4 separate regions of the Homo sapiens genome follow, and all the other regions are linked to region 1. The links are chromatin loops, found by intact Hi-C in ENCODE. Cell type or tissue: ascending aorta. All regions are shown on one strand. Each heading gives the region's core, and the rest is flanking DNA. Links, peaks and the distances in the headings are about the cores only. Region 1 has its middle 7.3 kb from the start of LINC01913. Region 2 overlaps EML4 (EMAP like 4). Region 3 has its middle 12 kb from the start of LINC02898. Region 4 has its middle 6.5 kb from the start of LINC01914.

Region 1 (6,047 bases), core at 2,397-4,896:
TTTTTGATGACTCAGGAACACTGTGATACCTTCAGGTCTACTGAAATGTACATGGCTATTTATCTCTATACTAAAATGACTCCAGCTTTCTATGCTTTTGGGATTCCTATTTGTGCTTTTGTTGCTATCTTGTGTCTTTCAGCTAACCTCACTTTTTTGATTCCCAGTATGCCTCTCACTAGCAGTTCAGTATCTTTCTTCTAATTTGTTGCCTGCTTCCAATATTCCAGGGACTAAACAAAAGAAGTAATAATAACAACAACAAAAATTCGGAAGGGTAAGTCTGTTAGAGCTGTTTGTGAAGCAAGAATGAAAAGAATCCAAATGAGTCTGAAAGGCCTTTCTGTGACTGCTTGGCATGAACTTTGGAACCCGGACATTGTGAGGTCTACAGTGGCTGTCTGGGGGTCTTTTCCACTTCCCTGTCCTTGACTGTCAGCTGGAGAGGTGATTTCAGGATTGGTGAGACACTACCGCACATATGTCTTACCATGGCAACCTCAAGGCATTCCTCTGAGGCCAGGATGTGGTTTCATTTCTCAGGGGAGTAGACTGAGGGGGAAACAGAAAAGTGTGAGGATGGCTTTCCATGAGGCATGGCCCTCAGGATCATGCTAAATGAAATGACATGTTGGTGTGTTTATCTGCAAACAGCCACATTGACTACTCACTTATTACAATTTTGAAGCTTATTAAAACAAAAAATACAGAGTCTTGCTGTGTTGCCCAGGCTGGAGTGCAGGGGCATGATCTCAGCTCACTACAACCTCCGCCTCCTGGGTTCAAGCAATTCTCAGAACTCCGGGTGTGGTGGCGCATGCTGGGATTACAGGCATGTGCCACCATACCCAGCTAGTTTTTGTATTTCTAATAGAGACAGAGTTTCACCACATTGGCCAGGCTGGTCTTGAACTCCTGAGCTGAAGAGATCTGCCTGCCTCGGCCTTCCAAAGTGCTGGGATTAAAGGCATGAGCCACTGTGCCTGGCCTGAAGCTGATTTTTTAATAGTTTGATCAGAGCTGCTTATTTCTTGACCTCTTTCGGAGACCTTCTGGAAAATTCTGGTGTCAGAGAAGGAGCACTCAGGAATCAGGAGTCAAGAGTTGCAAACTAGGCTGGGTGCGGTGGCTCAAGTGTATATTCCCAGTAGTTTGGGAGGCCAAGGCGAGAAGATCCCTTGGGGACCAGGCCAGGAGTTCAATACCAGCCCGGGCAACATAGTGAGACTATGTCTCTTAAAAAAAAAAAAAATTAGCTAGACATGTACCTGTAGTCCCAGCTACTTGGGAGGCTGAGGTGGGAGGATCACTTGAGCACAGGAGTTAGAGGTTACAGTGAGCTATCATTGCATTACTGCACTCTGGCCTGAATGACAGAGTGAGACCCTTTCCCAAAAAATAAGAAGCAAAGAGTTGCAGACTAGATCTTGTTCTGTGAGGTTGCTTAACCGCTCTGAATTTCAGTTATAAAATGTGAGGGCATTGGTTAAACCTGCCCTTTGCTAGGATCCGTCTAATAACACCCTATATATCTTTGATTTCTCTGTGAGCTCTGCAGAGCTGACCATCTCCAAGACTGGGGGAAAGTGGTTGTATAAGGGCAGCTTCTTATAGGGAATGGCTGGGGAGCAGGGCTGTCCCCAGAGAGGTGATGGGCATTTATATAGTTTTTTCGGCATCACAGACACAGGATTAGCTTACACTAGCAACCACCTACACCCTCCCTTGGCATGAGCCTGGAGTCTGGGAGGACTCCACCTGGATGGGTGGCAGGTGGCATCAGCTCTTCACATCCATCCTTGGTTTCCCTTGGATCCCTCTCCATCACTGTCTTTATTCACCTCAGCCTCCCCCAGCTGGAGCCACAGGCAGCCCTGTCCCATTCCGGAGCCAGTTCTGACCAAGGCAGGAAATGGATGTGGAGCCTCCGCCTGCCACTGGAGGGAGGAGGGGGCTGGAATTAGGTCTCATGTTTTCAATCAGCAACAATCGCGCCTCGGTTAAACCTCAGAGGCGACGGTGGTAGCACCACTCAAAGCTTACATTAAGTTGTTTCCTCAGATGTGGGATCCAGAGGCTTAGGCACGACTCACAGGCTCCTGGGTGCCTTTCTCCTGCGCTCAAGTCTCCTTTCCTCAAATCCAAATGAGGACTGGGTGTGTCAGAGGCAGTCTGGCTGCCTGGGCAGCTCCTGAGTTCCAGAATTTCCTAATCTTCCTTACCCCCAATGGCATCTGCAGCAATTCCCAAGTCCATAATCTGACCATAGTATTGTCTGGCCTTCCAGACCCTTCCTTGAGGCTCATTTGGAGGCTGGGTGCCCCTGGGACAGTGCAGCCTTCCTTCTGACTGTTGGGGATAAACAGCTCAGGGTCCTACCCCAGGTCTGGACTCTGCTGGCATCTCTTCTAATGTCGGGGGTCATCTGTCAGTTAAGAACTACCCTGAGGAGTGGCCTCCAAAGATGGAACCATTAGCTCAGAGGCGCAACATACTTGGTTCCATAAGCCTGCCTCTTTTATGGCCCTAGGAAAGCAAGAGCAGATCAATACATGCTTTTTGAAAGAATCTCAGAGTTTGTGGCAGAACCATTCTGAGATGTGATTAGGACTTGGGACACACAGGTCTTCCTAAACTCTTCTTGAAGGACATTGATTGACCTGAACTGTAACTAATACTGGCTAAGCCAGAATCTTGGAAAAGGTAATATGAGGAAGGTTGTAGTGATAGGAGCTTTTGGTGTCTGAGGAGCAGAACTGAAAATGGAGAAGCCAAGGAGGGTAGAGAATTGGTCAGGGTGTCTGCCTAGAGGCAAGTAGACGCTGATTCTAGACAACAGGTGCTGGGCCTCAGACAGTGGGGGAACAGTGTGTGCTGGGATTGGCCCTCGGAGCATGCAGCGCCCAGGCTCAGGTTTGGTGCTCCTAAGCACGGCCCTGAACCACTGCTGGCCGGGGGGCATTCCTCTACCTCCAGGCTTCGCTGTGGCTCTGCTCTGAATTTGCTATTTGACAAGGATAGCCAGGAAGAGCAGTTCCCTCCCTTCCTCTGCCTGCGCCAACCCCATCAGCAGCCTGTGGTCAGAGGTGCCCTCCTACCCCCATTTCCATGGGTGCCCATGGGAGCAGCATTGGAGGGCAAATCCAGGAGGCCTCTCCCCACCTGCTGCCTCCATCACCCCCAGGGCTGCCTGGCCAGGCTATCTTGCTCACTTTCAGGAAAAGGATCACAGGGAAAGGAACCTCCAGAACCCTAGAAGAGAGACCTCAATGCCATAAGGAAGAGTCTGGGGCAGAGGGGACGGTGGAGGGTAGGGGAGGGAGTGAAGCCCACTTGAGCTTTTGAAAATCTTCCTCCCTTTGAGTCTTCCCCAGCCCTAAGGCTGTTGGTGGGGCATCAGCGACCCCTGCTGGCCACCACATCTGGGATTTCCTCTGCCCTCCAGACCTCCATAGCTTTCCCCTCTGCTTTCAAGCCTCCCCTTCTTCCCAGGTTGAGGATTCTCTTCTCCCCAGAGACCCCACTCCCCCTTCCCTACTAGCCTTGCCTGTCTGTCCCCAGTTTTCTTTTATCCTTTTCTTTTACATATTCCATTCCCTTTTTCTTCTGGCAGAACTCAGCTTCTGTCTTTTGGAGCCTCCCTGCAGAAAACCACCTGTAGGGAAGAGATGGATAAAGCAGTGATAAGGCACCTGGTAAAGCATAACACACAGGAATGTCCAGGGGCTCATCTGGGCTGGAACAATAGATCCCTTTAAATGTGCTATCTGTCCCTCATATTTCTTCCATTTCACTCCAAGCCGAAACAACTACAGTTTATTATTTTATTATTATTTTGAGATGGAGTCTCACTCTGTCATCCAGGCTGGAGTGCAGTGGTGTGATCTCGGATCACTGCAACCCCCACCTTCCGAGTTCAAGCAGTTCTCCCTGCCCCAGCCTCCTGAGTAGCTGGGATTACAGGTGCCCACCACTATACCCGGCTAATTTTTGTATTTTTAGTAGAGATGGGGTTTCGCCATGTTGGCCTGGCTGGTCTTGAACTCCTGACCTTAGGTGGTCCGCCTGCCTTGGCCTCCCAAAGTGCTGGGATTCCAGGCATGAGCCATCCTGCCTGGCTGAACTATGGTTTACTGAATGCCTATTCTGTGCCTGTCTGTGTGTAGGGGACATACTTTGTGCCTCACTTTGCTCCTGTCCAGAGGCACCAGTCTCATGTTGAGGCAGGAGAGGAATGGTTGTGGGAGGATGTGGGTGCAGTTGGATGTCCAGCTTGCCCTGCCCCAACCTCTCTATAACTCATGCTGGTCACAGTGATCAGGCTTTCTTTAGTCTCAGGGCACAAGATTCTCAAGCTTGGCCACCTCATTCCATAAAATAGATAAGAAGTAGCTGCCCAAGTGGAGTTCCCTCTCTTAGGCCTTTGTCAGTCTTGCTCTAGCCTTGGCCTCTGCAGTGTCCTGGGTTCTCATGGCTTGCCATCCAGATGCAGGGCATGCATGATGAGGGGTGTAGGTAGGGGATACACCCATCTCAGGAGGCCAGGACCAGAGTCCCCCGCCCACCTCAAAAGGGCCCCATGTAGGGGCTAAAGGCCGTGGTTAAGTCAGAGGATTTTTATTTTTCTTAAAAGGGAAAAAGCTAAGATACCCTAATAAAAATGAGGCTTATTCTAGAGCAGAAAGCTCTCAGCCTGAGCTCCAGTCCAACACAGATAGGCACTCACTTCCTGGCCCAGGCCTTAATTTCCCTATTATATGGGAGCTAGGATACCCCCCAAAGGTCCTTCTTTTTTTTTGCTCTGAAGTTCTGTGGTTCTATTTTTCTTGCTTTTGCATGGCCAGGCAGACTAGGATGCAGCTTTGATCTACCTTGCGCCAGCTACCTCCCACCCACTCACGTGGATTCTAGGCTTTCATTTTTGCTGGAGTAATATTTTTCTGATGTTTATTTTTAAAAGTTCTGCATCTGTGGTGACCATCTCCCATTTGGAAAATTAACTACTTACAGATGTTGTGTGTGGCACAGCATTCTCCCAGGCAATGAAACCGCTGGGGTTTGGCTATCATTTCAAAAGTAAGAGGAGGGAAGGAAAGATGTATGTCTCTGATGTAGGTGTCAAAACTTCTTGACCTTCTGTAAAATGCCCAAATGTGATTTACTTTTATAAATTGAAGAGTGGAGAATTTCTTAAGCCTTGAGAGCCCAAGTGTTAAAAAACTCAAATGGAAATGGTCATATGTGGGATGTTTATGGTCATTTGTGGAATGTTTGCAGAGGGAAGGCACTAGCTGCGCGGCTGGGGCTGAGTGAACTCCTATGCTGTGCATAGAATACAGAGCTTAGCCCTCATCACCCCCATCCCCATGGTCAGCTGTGGCCAGTCAAGGCAGTGATTTATGTTGCTTTCCAGGATCTAGGTAAAGTGCATCCCAGCCTTGAGCAGAACCAGCAGATCCTTCTGACTCCAGGGTGCTGTGAAGACTCACTGGCTCTCTACCCTGTGTCATCCACCCGACCTTGACTTTCATTTTTGATTTCTGCCCTCCCTAGGAACTTGCACACGTCCTCCTCAAGACCTCCATCTCCAGGCATCACCCTTGCTCCTCTCCTCCCACACAACAGAAAATAGTTCCAGGATTAAAAAGACATTTTGTAAGATCCCAGTGAACTCTCACACAAAGCTCATTTTTTGTTTTCTTATTCATTGGCCACCCCCAGCTTCCGCCTCCTCAACAGTTGTCAAATACAGGCTCAACTCGAGAGAAGGAGCCATAGCCAGCTCTTTGTGTGGATGTTGATGCTGTGTATGTGTGCGGTGTGTGTGTATCTGCAGAGTGGGGTTTGTCTATGTGGAGTGTACACGTGTGCTGGTATTTGTGGCTGGGAGGAACCAACAGGACAAGAGCTCCTTTCCCCAGATGGGGCTTGCCCTGGCTGAGACATCTTTCTTGCCTGGATCTGGGACAGCTTCCTTTTTGCTACTGTTCCATTTCTGTCTCTGTTGATTTCTCCTGTCTTTGTTTCTTTCTACCAGAAGGTTCCTG
Region 2 (6,047 bases), core at 1,208-3,707, 320 kb before region 1:
TTATGAAAGGGCAAGCCACAGACTGGGAGAAAATATTTGCAAACCACATTTTTTATAAAGGACTTGTACCCAAAGCATATAAAATACTCTCAAAACTTAAGGCAACCATTTTTTTTTAAAAAAAATGAGCACCAAATAGGAGAATTCATAGAGAAAGAAAACAGATTCATGGTTGCTAGGGCCTGAAAGAAGATGTATACTCAAATGTTCACTGCAGCTTTATTCGTAACAGCCAAAACTAATAGCAACTGAAATGTCCATCATCTAGTCAATAAACTAAGTGTGGTATATTCATACAAAGAAATATTACTCAGCAATGAAAAGGAACGAACTAGTGAAACAAACAACATGGATGAATCTCTAAAGCAATATGCTACGTAAAAAGCACAAAAAAGACCACAGATTATAAGATCCCAGTCATGTGAAATTCTAGAAAAGACAAAATACGCTGGATGTGGTGGCTTACCCCTGTAATCCCAGAACTTTGGGAAGCTGAAGCAGGCAGATCACTTGAGCCCAGAGTTCAAGACCAGCCTGGGCAACATGGCAAAACCCCATTTCTACAAAAAATTAAAAAAAAAAATTAGCCGGGCACGGTGGTGTGTGCCTATAGTCCCAGCTACTTGGGAGGCTGAAGTGAGAGGATTACTTGAGCCCAGGAATTGGACGTTACAGTAAAATGAGATCCTGCCACTGCACTCCAGCCTGGGCAACAGAGCAAGACCCTGTCCCCCCCACCCCCCCGCTCCAAAAAAAGGAGAAGAAAAAAAAGACAAAATACAATGGAAAAAAGCAGATCAGCAGTTGCCAAGAACTGGAGTCTATGTAGAGGGAAGGGGCTGACTACAAAGAGGCATGAGAGAATTTTTTTGGTAATGAAAATGTTCTGTATCTTCATTGTAGTAGTGAATACACAATGATATAAATTTTTTAAAGACCCATTGTACTCCTAAAATTGTCATTTTATTATATGTAAAGGACAGCTCAATAAAGCTGATTTAAAAATTTTGAAGTCTGAAAACTACTCTGTAGTTCTACTCTTTCACTAAAACCAAGATATGAAATGCTCTAATGTTGTTTTAAAACAAAGGACTGTGAGAATTTGCTATCGAGAATGCATTTGATAATGAAAATGCCAGACAAATCCCCAAAGGAGCAGAGTATACCCAGTTTTAAATAAGTCCAATGAAGTCTGACACAAATAGCTAACTGCCTTATCCAGGGTTAAAACAAAATGTCAGTGATGTGAGGTAGGAAGAGATTAATAAGCAAAGAAAAGAAAATGATTCTCAAAAGCTTGCTCTAAAAACACTTTCTCATACATTTCTTAGGAATGTGTCTTTATCTTATCTGTTGTTTTTCAAATTCCATAATCTACCCTAGGGTATACAGCAAGTTTGTCAAGTTAAAGGCATTAAAAATATTTACCTTACAGTAAAAAGTTTTTTTTTTTCAAGTATAAAGACTTTCAAAAAGTCAAAAATCAAATTCATTGTGGATCCAGAACGAACAAACCTGTGCTTAATACAGGGAAATAAAAGTGCATAGTAACGTAGTTCGGCATCTCCTTATTTTGGCTATGTATTTTTCTGTGGCAATTATAAGCTATTTGGAAAATAGGAAAACTGATTCAATCCAAAGTAGGTAGGCAGCATTATTCCCAGGTAAAAACAGACACAGCAAAGTTCAGTAAAAAAGCATAGACTTTTTAAAGATCAAACTCCAGTTATCCCACTTACAGTTTTTTGGGGCCTTTTTAATTGGTATTATAAAATAATGACCTTTCAGAGTTACTATGAACACTTAAACTCATATGCATAAAGTGCCTGATTCATAACAGAGTCTTGTAGATTTTTCCTCTAATTTTAAATCTGTCTGTATCTCCTATCCCACTACTGAAGAAAACCAGAGGGAAGACCTGTTTCAGGCCCTTCATGTCTCTCCTAGATTACTGCAAAAACTCCACACTGATATTCCTATTTTCAATATTGTCTGCTCCAATTCATTCTCCCCAGTACGAGCAAACTAAACTTTCTAAAATCCAAACTTGATTACATGTCCTTTAGTGGTTTCCCCCAACAGCTTCAGGCCCAAAGCCAAACTCTTCAGCATGACGCTGAAGATAATCAGTAATATGGTCCTCTCCTGCCTTCATCTCTCATCTCCATACTCAATTATTAATATTTACTTAGCAGTTCCCCAATGACCCCATGCTATGTTCAGGAGAGTATAGTTAAAGAAGTCTCTCTAACTGCCTAGAAGTAAATCATGGCTCAACCTTAACCCAAGGCTGAACAAGTTTCAACCTTAAGCAAGGGTTGAAAACTTTTTTCTATGAAAAACCAGACAGCAGAGATTTTTAGGCTCTGCAGGCCATTTGGTCTCTGTTACTACTACTCTACGCTGCCAGTGTCATGTGACAGCAGTTACAGACAATCCCTAAGTCAATGAGTACGGCTGTGTTCCAATACAATTTTATTTATGGATATTGAAATCTGAATTTCATATAATTTTCACGTGTCACAATATTTTTATTTTTCAACTACTTAAAAATGTACAAACCATTTTCTCAGACAGAACGAACAAGAGACCAGGCTGGCCAGAAGGTGGTAGTCTGTCAACCTCTAATCCCGAGCAAATTACTTTCTCTCTCTTCAACTCAGTTTCTTTATAAAATGAAAAAAAAAATCAATATATGCTCAGGTATTATATTATTCCGGGACCAATGATTTTGCCAATATGTCACAGATGTATCATTGCACAAAGGAGAGAAAATTAGATTACATAAAAACAAAAAGTTAAAGAGAATTTTATCAATCCACTGATCCTATGGTTTTCCCATCGGCCAAAGCGGTTAGGCACTGGATATGAGAGCAGTTACCACTCAAAAGGCAATACATTCAACCTAGTATAAGGCACATTCTTGTCCTTAAGAAATGTATTTCCTAACTGAAGAGACAAGATAAACATGAAATACTTAAAGGGCTATATATGACTTAAGAACATAAGGCAAATATATGATTGATCTCTGTAAGGAAAATCAAATGTGCTAGATTTCAGAAAATAGGACAGAAAATCCCTGTGGATTAAAGTGGTCAAAAGAAGAGATGGACTTAAACTACTTTGGATAAACAGGAATTAGTAAGAGAAAGGAGAGATATTGAATAAATAACGGTATAAGAAGAAAGCAGTTCACAAAAAACTAAGCAAGAAAAGGGATACAGAGGGAATCCATGTAGGGGGCGCAGTAAGGGGTGAAGCTGGAAAGGTAGGTGAGAGCCAGGTGGCAGGACAACTTGGACACCATACTAGAGTTTATCTCATAGAAACTTGAGATGAAAGTTCTTAAACCAGGGAGTGACAATGAAAATGGTGTGTTAGCACCGGGGCCTGTTGTGGGGTGGGGGGAGGGGGGAGGGATAGCATTAGGAGATATACCTAATGTTAAATGACGAGCTAATGGGTGCAGCACACCAACATGGCACATGTATACATATGTAACAAACCTGCACGTTGTGCACATGTACCCTAAAACTTAAAATATAATAATAATAATGAAAAAAAGAAAACAGTGTGTTAGAATGAATAACCTGGTGGCCATATACAGGTTAAGTAAGAATAGAGTGAGATAAAAACCATATCAATGGTTTTCAAACTACTGAAAACAACTCTTTCTTTGTTGCTGTGACACAGACTCATTCAAAAAACATTTAACACCATCTTATAGGTGCTACTACTAAACAACACTTCAGAGCACAGCAAATAGCCCAAATTGCTTTAAGTACCAAAGTAGGTGTTAAAGTCCGGAAAGAAAGAGGGCCAGAAGGTCAAAGAGGTGACCTCATCCTGGTGGTACAACCCACATTTTGCCTCTACCAACACAACCACCCACAAACAGCTGTTTTAAGACCTCCCCAGCATCCTGAGAATTCTCTAGTGACTGGATGTAGGTCCTGAATCCAGATTGATAAACAGTGACCTATAATAATTAACCTGAAAAAAAAGATTTTATTGAAATACAGCCAGATTATTTAATAAGAAAAAAATTCTAAAAATAAAAATATATGTCCAACCATAAAGGTAGCATAGTATATTATTTATACTTGTATACACAGTATTATATTTATACCTTAAATATAAACGATTTAAAAAAAAGGAACTGAGAATGGAAGCCTGCAAAAAGCATATGTGTATTTTATACATACATATACATATACCAAAAACCTATCAAAATCAGATACAGTGACTAAGATGTATGATAACAAAGTAGTCCTAGGACAGCTATCAATGTTGTAACTACCTGTTTTGTATCCCCAAGATTACTTTTCTGTATAATCTGACATAACCATATCCCACACAGGTTGTATCACCACCATCTAAGAAAAAAGGATCATGTGCTTAAAACCGACAATGTACACATCAATTGTTTACACAGAAGCCACTGACCTCCTAACAGTGAATAATTTAATTAAAACTCTTTATTGTCTATCTCCCCTCATGATAATACAAGCTTCATGAGAGCAGGGATTTTTGTTTTGTTCACTGACATATTCCCAGTATGAAAACAATGCCTGGCATGTAGCATTTACTTAATAAATATTTGTTAAATCATTAGATTTCCATTCTGGGAGCTATAATTAGTTTCAGTCACCACTCCGTCACCCAGGTTGGAGCTCAGTGGTGCGATCTCAGCTCACTGCAACCTCCACCTCCCAGGCTCAAGCAATCTCCCCACCTCAGCCTCCTGATACCTGGTATCACAGGAGTGCACCACCATGCCTGGCTAATTTTTTGTACTTTTGGTAGAGACAGGCAGTGGGCTGTGGGGGGGCCTCATCCAATACAACTGGTATCCTTATAAGAAGAGGAAATCTGGACACACAGGCACCAGTGATATGTACACACAAAGAAAAGGCCACATGAGGACACAGAAGATGGCAACCTACAAGCTAGGGAGGAAGGTGTTGTAAGAAATCAAACCTGATGAAACATTGATTTCTGACCTCTAGCTTCCAGAACTGTGAGAAAATATGTTTATGTTGTTTAAACCACCCAGTCTGTGGTAATTTTGTATGGTAGCTCTAGCAGACCAATAGACATGTAAACAAGATTTGGGAAGTGATATAAAATAAATATTTGTGATATTTGGTGGAAAAGCTATAGTTTTCCACTTTTTCATTAAAGCTACTGTTTTCTCTAAAAATGATTAGGTGTCTCCCCTTCCCCCATAGTTCAGTCCTAAAGCTATCAAGGCAGCCAGTGCAAGGCAAGTGTGTAAGGAGGTCATTCTGGCAGAGGAGCAGCACAGTACGGGGTGTCAGTTTAGTGCAGGGTATCAACAACCAGGTGGATGAGAAAGGCAGCCTGGCATAGGATGCTGGAGCCCTGGTGGGATGAGAATGTCGGCACAAGATGAGGGGGCAGCCCAGCACAGGTTCAATCAGAACCTGAACAAGCAAGGAAGCAGAAACCAGTGGAGGGGGGAGGGGGGAGGGATAGCACTGGGAGATATACCTAATGCTAGATGACGAGTTAGTGGGTGCAGCGCACCAGCATGGCACATGTATACATATGTAACTAACCTGCACAATGTGCACATGTACCCTAAAACTTAAAGTATAATAAAAAAAAAAAAGAAGAATTTTTCTACATAAAAAAAAAAAAAAAAGAAACCAGTGGAGACAGGAGATTGATTATGTAGGGGAGGACTCATCAAATAAATAAATACATTAAGCATAATGGAAGCCAGGTTTCTGTTGGGGAAGTAACTATATGTAAAAGGAGGAAACAAAAATTAACCCTACGCTGTTGTAAAAATATAGCTGTAACTATATCTATATATTGCCACACACATATGTACATAAATATATTCCTTAATTTTAACTACTGTGACGAGGACTCCAGCAGCACTGAACACAACTAGCACATAGAGCTTGGTTTCTAAATACCTTTCTCCATAAAAGAACTAGGGCTCCTTGGCAAAAATGGCTGATTCTAGGGCTGGAGCAAAAAGGGCACAAGATGAACCTGGATCATCTTATTGTGTC
Region 3 (6,047 bases), core at 1,226-3,725, 97 kb before region 1:
GTTGTTGTAAGAATTACATAAATATGCCAGGCATGGTGGCTCACACTTGTAATCCTAGCACTTTGGGAGGCTGAGGTGGGAGGATCATGGGGTCAGGAACTCGAGACTAGCCTGACCAACATGGTGAAACCCCGTCTCTACTAAAAATACAAAAATTAGCCGGGCATGGTGGCACACACCTGGAATCCCAGCTACTCGGAAGGCTGAGGCAGGAGAATCGCTTGAACCTGGGAAGCAGAGGTTGCAGTGAGCCGAGATCACGCCATTGCACATTGCACTCCAGCCTGGGTGACAGAATGAGACTCCACCTCAAAAAAAAAAAAAAAAAAAAAAGAATTACATAATATACTCTATTTAAAGCGTGGTGTGCGCTGAAAGTGCAGGTATAGAAACAAAGATTTGCAATGTACTGAGATATATGTCAAAATAAAGGGGGACAAAGTATGATGGAAGGAGAGAAGAGTAATTAATTTGTCCTAGAGGGAAGAGGGGGTAGCAGAGAAGAGGTGAATTTTGTCCTGAGATTTCAAAGGCAAGCAGAAATAGCAGATCGTCTGTGGAAAGACAGAATTTAGTGTGTCTGGAAAACAGAGCAGACTGTGGTGGCTGGAGCACAAGGCTGAAGGTGAGAGTTGAGGCAGCTTGGGAAGGGGCTGTGGTGCATCAGGTTGCAGGGCAGGACTCAGGCAAGAGTCTCCCAGCCAGGCTTAGAGATGAGGCTTTAACTTGCAAATGCCCAGGAGGAGGACTCCAGGCTCTATGGTGCAAAATGCTTGGCAGAATAGGGCTCAGAGGGGAGGTTGGTGCCTAAAGAGATACTTTCACCCCTCTCAAAAATCTGCTCCGGGTGGGCCCTACTACTTAGTTCCTCAAGGAATTTCAGTGAAGCCAGATCATCAGAATCTGCACTTGCCAATAAACCAGCAGTTCCCCTTGCTCGGAAATATCCCAGAAATCTCATCCATCGCTGACCAATGAATGTCTGCTTGGGGAAATTCAAAGTCCTTAGGGTCAACAACGTGCTTCCTAGCTGGTGCGTCTGATCCCAGAAAGAAGTCTCCACAGGAGTCTTGGGCAGGCTCTGGGCTCTGTGTGTGCAAACAGCTGCTTTGGTTTAAATATTAATAATGCAAAATGAAATGTGTGGGGTGCCCGGCGCACCAGAGCCCAGCCAGTGTGCGTTGATCTAATGTCCTCTGCACTTGGGTTTGGAAAAATGTGGTCAGTGAATTTAATATAATTTTTGGCAAAGGGAAGATGACAGTTAACTTCTCTCCCCAGTCTCGCTAATGTGGGTTTTCTCCCTGAAAAGCAGAGGACGGAGAGTGGTTTCTCCCAGGGTGCCAGCAGGCCTGCTGCCCAGATTCTGTCATGGCCCCTCGGCTCTGCCACCTTGACACTGGCAGAGGGCTTTGGGGGCCACAGAGCATCCCACGGAGGGGGAATTGGAGAAGTAGCTAGACTTGTTCAGGACCCAGCAGGGCCTGGGTGGGGCTGAAATCCTAGTTCCTGCTGGCTCGGGCTCCTCCCTCCAGAACATTCTCTCCCCATTTCGTGCCTGCTTCTTGGATTGCCCCTTCCTGCTGTTCATTAGCAGAGCTCATGGGGAGAATGTTGGTGCCACTGGGCTGTCTGTCACAGGGCTGCCGAGATTGGACAAATGAATCAAGGTCTCCACAGCCCTCATGTCAGACCCTAAGCGCTTTGCCTCCCTCAATCCCACTGCATTTTTTAACCCTGGGGAGGCTCTGACTTGGCTGCTGTGAACAGTTTCCCCTCCATTCCTCCTGCACCAGCCATCGCCACAGATTGTGGCCTCTTCCTCTTCTCCAACATCCCAGGCCCCGGAGTTTCTCTCGCCAAATGCCGCAAGTCTCAATTGGCTTCTTGAGAAGCTCATAAATGCTTGGTGACATCACGGTCCCCAAGTTGGGGAGCAAGAGTGCATCAGAGGCCAACATTTCTGAGGAGGAGAAGTCACAGGCTCTGGGATTGCCTAACAAAGGCACCCTGTGTGAGCGTGGTCACAGTACCACTGTTGCCGCCACCACAGAACTGGAACCGAGATGGCCAGGGCTTCCCCAAAGTCTGTCTCTGGTTTTATGCAACCCAGTAATGTTCCCCACTAAAGGCCTGAGCAGATCATCCTGCAGTGAGGGCCAGGAGGCCCTGCTGGTGCTCTTGCTGTGGCCCACTCTGGGGGGTCCCCCAGGCTGCTGGGAGAAAACAGTTACCCCAGGGCTCCTCAGGGGTAAGGAGTGGACAGGAGGCAACAGAGAAGCAGCCGTGCCCAGGGTGGGTGGAAGCTGCACGCACCCAGCTCTGGGGCTCCAGCTGTGCCCCAGGCTCCAGCTCTCCTACCCGCCCCCCTTGGCGTCCGGCCCTTGGGGAAGCTGAGAGAAAGTCTCGCCTGTTCTGGATGCCGCAGGCAGGATCGGCCACAGTGATCTCCTTCATGTGTCACCGCTGGCTGTAAGCGCTGTGTTTGGTTTGGCAAAACAGCTATTTAAATAGCAGTGAAATGTGTCACTGGAAAAAAAATTAGCTCATGTTTCCTTTGCCATTTCTTCATGATTTCCATTAAAAGTGTAACCAAGGGTAATAAATTAACAAGATCTGTAAAAGAGACCATAGGAAACCATGGATCCAGAATTCCCATAAACTTCTAACCCATGGAGCTAAAAAGCAAGGCTACTTGGGGGAAGGGGAATTGGATCACCCATACTTCAGTTTTCTTTGTGTCTGATTCCTACTCCTTGCCCCTCCCAGCCCCCCGAAATATGAAAGGAAAGCCTCCACTTCTTTCAGGGGTTACTGTGGTTATCAGGGGTAAAATTCTTCACTTGGAAACCCCAAAACCTGGGGGCATTGCTTGGCACTTCCTGTTTCATAAGAAAAGCAAGAAAAACCAAACAAAAATGCTACCTCCCTACCAAGATATAATCCTCTTTCTCCATGTTGTGTCTGACCCGGTCCTAACCAGAGTCCAGTTCTTGAATTCTCAACTCTCTGTGGCAATCAGCCCTTTTCCCAGGGTGCTTGATGCCAGATTGCAGCTCAGCGTTGCAGACAGGAACACTGAGGTCAAAGGAAAATGTTTGCCTTTGACACAAAATCCAGTATCAATGGATGGATGAGGAGCTGCAATCCTCACCAGTGCTGCCATCCCCACTCTCTCTCCTCTGTCTCCCATTTCTCTCTCTCTCCCCTTGTCTCCACAATACTTGTTGTGCTGGGCTGGCACACAGGATCACAGTAGGGACCTGAGAGTCTTTCTGCAGATAGTAGGGTAAAACAGCTGCCACCAAGGAAGGTGGCCCTGAGGAATGTGTTTGTTGTGACAGACAGTGGAGGAGCCAAGGGAGTGTAACTGTTCCTTGGCTCCCCATTGAGTGTGGGAGCAGTGCCTTACCCAAGGGTTGGGAGCATGGGGGATAGGACTGGAGGGCGTGTTAGTGTTGCACCCAAGACTGAGAAAGGGCAGACGGCCAGAAGAGTGTGCCCAGTGTTACACGCGGGGCTAGAGGAGTGGGGGAGAGGACTGGAGGACTGTGTTTAACACAATGCCCAGAGGCTGGGGGAGTAAGGAACAGGACTAGGAGTGTGTTTAGCATTATACCTAGAGGCTGGGGAGGTAGGGGTCATGATTGAGTGTATTCAGTGTCACACACAGAGACTAGGGAATGGGCGAGAAGACTGGGGGAGTGTGTTCAGTGTCACACAGGACTGGGGGAGGGGGACAGGACTGGGAGTGTGTTGAGTGTTACACCCAGGGGCTAGGGAAGTGGGGGACAGGATTGGAGAGTGTGTCAGTGCACCTGGGGTTTGAGGAGTAGAGGAGAGACCTGGGGGAGTGTGAGTGTCACACACAGGGCTTGGGGAGCAGAGGAGAGGATCAGGGTAAGTGTTCAGGGACTGCACTGGGGGAGTATGTTAGTGGACCACACAGAGTCAGGATAGAGGGTCTGGCAGGAGTGAAGGGAAGGCAAATGGAAACCAATTCATCTGTTTTTGCCTCTGGTTCTCTGTGGCTGTTATCACTCTGTTCTTCATGGTCTGTTGTCCCGCTGTCCTTCCTCAATTATCCCTTTCATGAACCTCTCAACCCACCTTTATTAGTTCAATGTGATGCATCCATTTGTCTCCTGTTAGGTGGAAGATGGCCTGAGAAAGGGGAGGTTTGTGCTGTTTTTGAAACCCCCGGTCATCCAAGCCCCAGGACATCCTCTCTTTCTGGATCCCAACTCCTCTTGCACAGGAGACCCTGGACTAAGACGGAGGTTTGTGCAGGCCATGTCTTGCTTTTTTTCCTAGAAGGCAGTGGTGTGGAATGTGGAGGCTCAGGAAACTCTTCATCATAATGAAATTAGAGAGGGATTTGAAATCAATGTCTTCCTCCACTGATTTCCATTGGCATCTCCTTCTTTTGCCCCCAGTTCCTGAACCTTTCATTCTGTCCTCACAAACACCATCCTCCATTGTCAGTTTTACCAGCCTCTTTTCCCTAGGAGTATCTGGCTTTGTTTGCTCATCTCTGTCTATGACACCCAAGGGACTAGCTCCTTGATAGGTCAAGGGTATGCAGCCCTCCCAAACTCCCTCTGGGATCTTGGACCCCAGAGGGAGCCCTTCCCTTTCAGCCCCAGGCTGAGGGCACTGCAGAGGCACCTGCTGTAATGAAAGAGAAACATCTGCTTGTTTTGTTTACATTTCATCCAGATGTTTGGGTGCCATATAGATGCAGCCTGTGGGTTGTCTGAATGCCGTGACTGGAAACTGAGCTTCCCTCTGCTTGGAGCAGGGAGGCAGAGAGGGAGGGACTTTGAACTGAGAAGGAAATGGGGCTGGACTCCAGACCCTGACTGGGGATGGGGTGGGGGAGGGGCAGGAAGGCGCGACAAGGAAGGTGGGGAGGATTGCAGCCCAGCAGTGGCAACAAGTGGAAGGAGATTGCTCATAAACATTGGATCTGTTTACAAAGCCACCAGTGGAGGCAAGCACTTGCCAAGCCTTGATTTTGAAAAACTGCCCTTTCTAGTGTTTTCTAGCACTTCCCAGATACCAAGTGAGGGCCTACACTGTGCTCTGCAGGCCTCTCCTACACCCCTGACCCACTGCTCTCTGCACATCCTGGTTCATGGTTGGGAAGCAAAGAAAAGCAGCTCCAGGGCCTCTAGCCCAGAGCCCAATTAACAATGCCTGGCAGTGAGCATAAATCACCACACTCCCCCTTTTCCTGGGCTCGGGGCTGGAAAGTATCAGAACTGTGCAAATACTTGGGATGTTTCTCTTTATTAGTGATAAAATATTGGACGTCAGCGTGCGCCATTTCATGCCCTGCCTCCGACAGTTGGAGCAGTAATTGTGATGAATAGGGGCCTAGGGGCAGGGCTGTAGGCGTTTAAGAAGGCTCTGCGGATTGAAAATATTAGGATTGATTAAAGGTCAAATACTTTATAAATTTATCAGTGCTAGATACATTCTCCCCAGGTGGGGGCTACCCTTCCAGGCAGTTTAAAAAAGAACTCAGTATGGTTGAACGCTCTCCTGCCCCTTCCCTCCTGTCCCACCGTATTTAACCTACAAAACTGATTCAACAAGCAGACATTTTCCTGTAATTTGTGTGCCCTTTTGCATGTCCTGCCAGGAGACAAGTTCAGCACGGACATCTTTGGGAGGAGTCTGCCCATTTCTCACTGGAGAAAAAAGAAAAACTTCCCTGGGATTGAATCGGTGGAGATAGAAGCTGGTTGAGGCTTCCAGGCTGCTCTGAGATGAGCACAGAGCTTCCCAGGGACATTATCAGAAATAGCTGTTACCCACCCAGGGAGCACACAGGGCAAAATGGGGGTCTGGGCTGATTCTGTCTTTCCCAAAAGGACTTTCTGATTTCCTGTTATTTGATAAAGAGATCTTTGTAACTCTTTGACTGCTAGCAAGCTCAGAGTAAAATTCTGTTTCATCACCACAGCAGACCTCTCCTGCCTCCTTATGATAAGGGTTGTCTACTGAACAAATGTTTATTGAAGCAGGAAGCATTCTAGTGC
Region 4 (6,047 bases), core at 1,778-4,277, 58 kb before region 1:
CTTTGATATTTGATCTCCTTACATGTGATAACTACGATTCTTTTTTTTTTTTTTTATGAATTCAGATATTTATATGCTCCTCTAGTTTTCTAATAAAGTTCCTTTTGAAAAATTCAACCTCAATGCAGCTGAGTTAAGAGATAAAAGCACTGGCCTACACCTGGGGCCACAGGATCTCTGAGCAGCTAAGGGGTCAGGTGGGATGGAGGCAAGAGAGGTTATGGTGGAGAATTTGGGTGCACCGGGACCCAGAGAAAGACCCCGAGGGATAAGCAAAAGGTGAGCTGATTGCAATTTTCTTGTTCTATTTACTCTGTGATACTGTCATCATTTCTAACATGACTGTGGAGTCGAGTAGTTATAGAATTGCTGGATTTAGCAAATAAAAACCCATAGCACCCAGTTACATTCAAATTTCAGGTAAATAATTTTTAGCATAAGTATGACTCATGTAATATTTGAGACGTACTTATTCTAGAAAAATTATTTGTTTATCTGAAATTCAGTTTTATCCTGGTATCCTGTATTTTATCTGACAACCCTCTTCCATACACAACCCTAAATTCTCAGTGTTAAAAAATCTGCCCTGTGAGTGGGGCTTTCTCCAGGCCTTGAGCTGGCTCTTGCCGTCTTGGGGTGATGTTATGTCTATGGGTGATTGTTAGAGTCCTGTTCCCAGGTAGAACAGGGAACAGGATTCTAACAGGATTTTTTTTTTTTTGAAACGGAGTCTCGCTCTGTCGCCCAGGCTGGAGTGTACTGTTGTGATCTTGGCTCACTGCAACTTCTGCCTCCTGAGTTCAAGTGATTCTCTTGCCTAAGCCTCCCGAGTAGCTAGGATTACAGGTGCCTGCCACCACGCCTGACTAATTTTTTGTATTTTTAGTAGAGACGGGGTTTTGCCATGTTGGCCAGGCTGGTCTTGAACTCCTGACCTCAGGTGATCTGCCTGCCTTGGCTTCCCAAAGTGCTGGGATTACAGGTGTGAGCCACCGTGCCCTGCTGAGAACAGGATTCTAATAGCTACCCATGGACTTCACCTGTGTTCTACAGGTGTTGCTCAGGGTCCCCAAACTAGCCCCAGTGTGTGTGCACGTGTGTGACTCCGTGCCTATGGACAATGTCCTTGAACTTCACTCTGCCGGGCTCACCTGCAGTCCTTGGTGATGAGGTGGTTTCTGGGAGTTCCTCTAGAATACCCTCCTCTCCTGTTGTTGCTTGCCGAGTTTAGGCTGTATATGTCCAAGAGAAAGGAGGCTGGCACTACCCTGGGATGCCGGGGAATTTAGGCTGTATATGCCCAAGAGAAAGGAGGCTGGGCACTACCCTGGGATGGGTAGTTTTTTCAGAGAAGATGAATCATCTGCATACTTTCTTCAGAGGGAATTGGGCTGGAGGCAACGTGTTGAGCTGCTGGTGAATCAGACAAATGTAGAGAAAAGGCGGTGGAAAGGAAAGCACGGTTCACAAGTTGCAACCATTGCATCTCCCTGAAGCGGCTGTTCAGTGTCTGAGCCCGGCTTTCAGCAGAGGCTGCTCCATTGAAATACATTCAGAGTCAAAAGTGCAGTTTCCCGTTCTGTTCAACTCAGAACAGCTCATTCCCTGCTGGCTTGTGAAAGGAAAATATCTTGGGCCCCCAGAATCACTGAGGAAAACTCAAGCTGGAAACTGCTTAGGGCAAACCTGCCTCCCATTCTATTCAAAGTCACTCCTCTGCTCACTGAGATAGATGCATATCTGATTTGCCTACTTTGGAAAGGCTAATCAGAAACTCAAAAGAATGTAACCATTTGTGTATCACCTATCTGTGACCTGGAAGAGTCTTCCAGCCTTTGCTTCTAGTTGTCCCGCCTTTCCAGACCAAACCAATGTACTTCTTACATATGTCGATTGCTGTCTCATGCCTCCCTAAAATGTATAAAACCCGGCTGTGCCCTGATCACCTTGGGCACATGTCGTCAGGACTTCTGAGGCTGTGTCACAGGCGCGTCCTCAACCTTGGCAAAATAAACTTTCTAAATTAACTGAGACCTGTCTCAGATTTTCTGGGTTCACAGGCTTCAGAGTGTGAAGGGGCTTGGAGAAAGGGAGGCAGAGAGTGGGGAAGAGCCAGCTGCCAGCAAGAGATGCACAGCTGCAGCCAGAGAGAAGTGCAAGATGAGAGAAGGAGGGAGGGAGAGGTCACCACTGCTGGTTACTTAGCTGGGGATGTGCAGCCAGACGCAGGATGATCAGGAAGGGTACCCTTGGCTTGTCCCTCCAGCCTATCCTTCTAAAGGTCTAAGCTGGTGCTTGTGTGTCCTGAAGCAGTATCCGAACCAATTAGCCTTAAGAAAAGCTCAGGAGGGCACGTGAAGGCTGGAAAATGGGCTGGGCCAGGTTCTGGAGCCATGGCCAATTTTCTCTGGATGTTCTAGAGGGTGAGTGACCCCTTCGTGAGGCTCCTCTGCTGGTCAGGCCCCGCAGGCATGGTGAGGCTTGGGAGAGCTGGCAGGCCTCCCAGGGGAGCTCTCACTTAGAATATCTACTGTTGGAAGTCCTCCCCACTTCCCTCCTGACACTACCGTCTTCCCAGAATAATACAGTGCTGCCGTTTAAATGAAGGTCACAGACTTGGTTTTTGTGTTCCTTCTGGGATTCTAGCTCGGGAAATCCAGGCTCTTCTGTCTCCTTCTCTGTTTTCTGTCTTCCCGTGCCTCCTTCCTGATGGTCTTTCCAGAACATCTTCTCCCACAGGCAGCCTAGATGTGGTGTGGGAGGGCTCTCCAGAGAACGTCGGTATCTGGTGGTTAATTAAAATGATAAATGGGCCTTTTGCCTCTCTGGCCACTTCATTTAGGTCAGGAACAGTGAGAGGCTCTGTGGAAGATTGGGAGAGAAGCCAGGTGAAGGCAGGGACAGCTCCAGGACAGGACAGGCCTCCTCGACTCTTATTTGCAGGGTCCCCTAGTCCAAGAGGGTTGGTTCTCATGCAGATTTTGCTTAGGGCTGGGGCATCTGAGTGAGAGATGGGTCTCCAGGTGAGGCATCCTGACTGGTAATGGGTCTGGGCCTTGCTGACTCTTTGGGGTTTAGCTTGTAGGTTCTCAGCCAGGGCCCAGACCTCCATGCCTTTTCTCCAGGACCACAATGCTCTTTTCCAGAAGGCTGGGCGGCCTCACTGGTGAAAAAGAGCTGACTTGGGCCTCCAGGCCAGCAGTTCACTCTGGAACCTAATCCAGAGTCACAGCCTATTGGCAAAGTCAATGTGCTGTGGACTGTCATACAGACAATGTGTTAGGCCCTGTGAGTCATGGAAGATGGGCTTGGGTGACCCCTGGGGTCAGGCTCACTTCCTTATCCCAGCTCTAGGAAAGAACAGCTTGTCCTGTGGGATTCCTCCAGGCCGGCACATATACCGCAGTTGGGGCTGGGCTGGCATGAGCCCCTTTGGCCAGATCTTGGCTGGCTCTCATATGTTTACCTCTAACCAGGCCCAAGCTTGGCCTGAGGGCCCTGAGTCTCTGCCTGGTGGAGACATTCATGTGGACAGAGCCAGCACCCAGGAGAGACTGATAGGTGAATCCTGACAGGATTGTGATGTATGCATTACTTCCCGTGAAGCTGAGGGGTCTGAATACCCAACTAGTGTGTGTTTAGGGGGTCGAGAAGTGGGAGCTCAGAGCTGGGGGTGTGGCTGGAATGACTGGGAAAGGAGAGAGGGTCCAGTTCTCGTTAAGTCCCTGCTCTTCATCATCATTTCCTGGCTCCTTTCCTCTTACCTGGCATTTCTCAAGTTCTGGGGCAAGGTCTAAATTGGGCACTTGGATGAGACTTTCCCAGGGAGCTGCCAGCCTTCCAGGTCCAGGGTGGTCACAGGACCCGCTGGCTCCACATCTCCTCCTCTCAGTTTGGCCCTCGCCCTAATCCCTGCTGGTGTCTGATGCCAGTAACTTGCTGCCTGCTGAAGTCCTTTCTCATTGTGCCAGTTCCAGGCGCTATCTGGAGCTGCCGAGGTGGATCTGCGTGTGTGTGTGTGTGTGTGTGTGTGTGTGTGTGTGTGTGTGTGTGTGTCTCTACATGTCCTCCTTGGACATTTTACTAAATGTTTATTGGCCCCAAGTGAGGCACAAATTCCACAGTCATTTCCAAACCTGAACTTAGTGGTTGGAGAAAGTGCTGAGCACAGTTTATTAAATGTGTGCCATCCTCTCCACCGTTCAGAGCCTAGTGTGTGCTGCCTTTCCTTTGAGAAGTCTTCTCTTGGGACCTCAGCCCTGTTGTCCCCTGCCCTCTCTAGGCTCCTGTGGTCCAGAGAGTGTGCTTGCACAACCCGGCTTGAGCTGTTGTCCCTTTGTGTCATTTTTGAACAGTGATATGGTTTGGCTGTGTCCCCACCCAAATCTCATCTTGAATTGTAGCTCCCATTATCCCCACATGTTATGGGAGGGACCCAGTGGGAGGTAATTAAATAATGGGGGTGGTTACCCCCATGCTGTTCTCAGGATAATGAGTTCTCACGAGATCTGATGGTTTTATAAGGGGCTTTTCCCCCTTTGCTTTGGCACTTCTCCTTCCTGCCGCCATGTGAAGGAGGACATGTTTGCTTCCTCTTCTGCCATGTTTGTAAGTTTCCTGAGGCCTCCCAGCCCAGTGGAACTGTGACTCAATTAGACTTCTTCCTTTATAAATTACCCAGTCTTGGGCAGTTCTTTATAACAGGATGAGAACAGACTAATACAGTTAGTCTCTTACCTTCCAGAGTGCAAGAACCAAGTCTTGTGAGTTGGCCTGACCCAGGTTCAAACTGTGCTTCTCACTTACAAGCTGATGACTTTGAGCTAGTTAATTTTTTTGAGACTCAGTTTCCTCATCTGTACAAGGGGGATAATAATGCTTTCCTCTCCAGATCATTGTGAGGATTTACGAGCTTATGCAAACTAAGCCCCTGGCACAGTGCCTAGCGTAGGGCAGGCACTTAATAAATCTGAGTTCCTGTTCTCTGCTCTTGTCTCCTCATGGTTGTTGGAACAGGGCTGGGCTTGTGGTCGGCACCCAGAAAAGTAGTGGTGACTGATTAATGATTATGGAGCCTGCAATTATTGGGATGAAGTCCCTAAACAGGGAAACAGCTCTAAGCAAACCCATTAATTAGGGGCCTGTTTGCAGTTCTTTTGTGCTGGCTTGTCATGTGTTAGTTCAAGGAGGGCTTTGTACCCTCAGCCTCTATCCACCCAGAGGTCATTCTGGGAAAATAATGACCAAGGAGAGGCTCAGGCCTGAGGTGTGCAATTGCCACCTACTTGTGACCTTCATGCCCATCCTCCCCTCCCCACTCTACTACTGGTGCAATAAACAAGTTAACAGGTGACAAAAACAGCCCTCATAAAGAAGGCCACTGGCTTTAGGATAGCATTAAGCCTGAGCTAATGGACTTTTTGCTAGGAACCAGGGACTTCCTGAGGCATAGGAGGACTCCTGACTTGGAGCGACCTCTCAGGCCAGGAGAGGCCAACCCAGGCTAGCTACTTTTTATTTTTTACTTCCAAGTATATTTAAAAAAAGAAGAATTGCCAAAATAGAGTGTTACATTACAAAATTGTGTTATAACTTACATGTTTATATTTATCAAGTTAACAAGTTTAAACCTCAAATGCAATATGAATGTTACTTCACAATAATTTCAAGGCTTTAAAAAATATTGTTGTGTACTGCAAGCAGGTGGTAAGATAAACTAATGGGATATAAGTCTAAAGGACCCTTCTGTCCTGGGTTACCCCTCACCCCACTCTATGGGGGACGGTCCCACGGGGCAGCTTACAGCCCAGGGCTCTGGCCTCTGCCGGCCTCAGTGGTCGGTGGTCATCTCAGAGTTGGGTGGGGGCCCTGGTGACAGAGACCTGGAGATGATTCATCTCATGGGGAAATTTAGACCCATTCACAAGCCATAATATGCCTGTAAACAAGAGGTGGGTCTGGCTTTCTTCAGACGTTGTATGGCTCTTGGCTGGTGAGCATTTATGCTGAGCCCAGCTCCAGTGGCCTGCATGCAGTGGGTGCTGAGT

Evidence for each region. A loop is a pair of places that touch in the nucleus more often than their neighbours do. Peaks named below come from ENCODE experiments on the same cell type or tissue, not always from the same donor. Only the 100,000 strongest peaks of a DNase experiment are listed, where the experiment ranks them.
Region 2: a loop joins it to region 1, with 2.6 times the contacts of the local background. A loop is called at or near these places in 10 of 110 quality-filtered maps.
Region 3: a loop joins it to region 1, with 2.3 times the contacts of the local background. A loop is called at or near these places in 16 of 110 quality-filtered maps.
Region 4: a loop joins it to region 1, with 3 times the contacts of the local background. A loop is called at or near these places in 11 of 110 quality-filtered maps.

The regions. Positions count from the first base shown.
Region 1 is chr2:41,867,264-41,873,310 of GRCh38, reverse strand. It overlaps the pseudogene RNU4-63P. Among named protein-coding and RNA genes, the nearest start is that of LINC01913, 7.3 kb to the left of the region's middle. RefSeq lists a silencer at 3,394-3,493. In ascending aorta, for the core only: a CTCF peak has its summit at 3,415 (motif pointing left); a DNase peak (open chromatin) is centred at 3,400.
Region 2 is chr2:42,181,747-42,187,793 of GRCh38, reverse strand. All of the region lies in intron 1 of EML4 (EMAP like 4), which reads right to left. Among named protein-coding and RNA genes, the nearest start is that of EML4-AS1, 15 kb to the right of the region's middle. In ascending aorta, for the core only: a CTCF peak has its summit at 2,572 (motif pointing right); no DNase peak of the experiment used is centred there; H3K4me3 peaks cover 1,598 bases; H3K27ac peaks cover 1,989 bases.
Region 3 is chr2:41,963,045-41,969,091 of GRCh38, reverse strand. No RefSeq gene overlaps it. Among named protein-coding and RNA genes, the nearest start is that of LINC02898, 12 kb to the right of the region's middle. RefSeq lists a silencer at 809-1,103 and enhancers at 1,951-2,000, 2,111-2,170, 432-6,047. In ascending aorta, for the core only: no CTCF peak of the experiment used is centred there; DNase peaks (open chromatin) are centred at 1,521, 2,001, 2,401, 3,031 and 1 weaker place; H3K4me3 peaks cover 1,177 bases; H3K27ac peaks cover 2,500 bases.
Region 4 is chr2:41,924,158-41,930,204 of GRCh38, reverse strand. No RefSeq gene overlaps it. Among named protein-coding and RNA genes, the nearest start is that of LINC01914, 6.5 kb to the left of the region's middle. In ascending aorta, for the core only: no CTCF peak of the experiment used is centred there; DNase peaks (open chromatin) are centred at 2,434, 3,314 and 3,924; H3K27ac peaks cover 1,643 bases.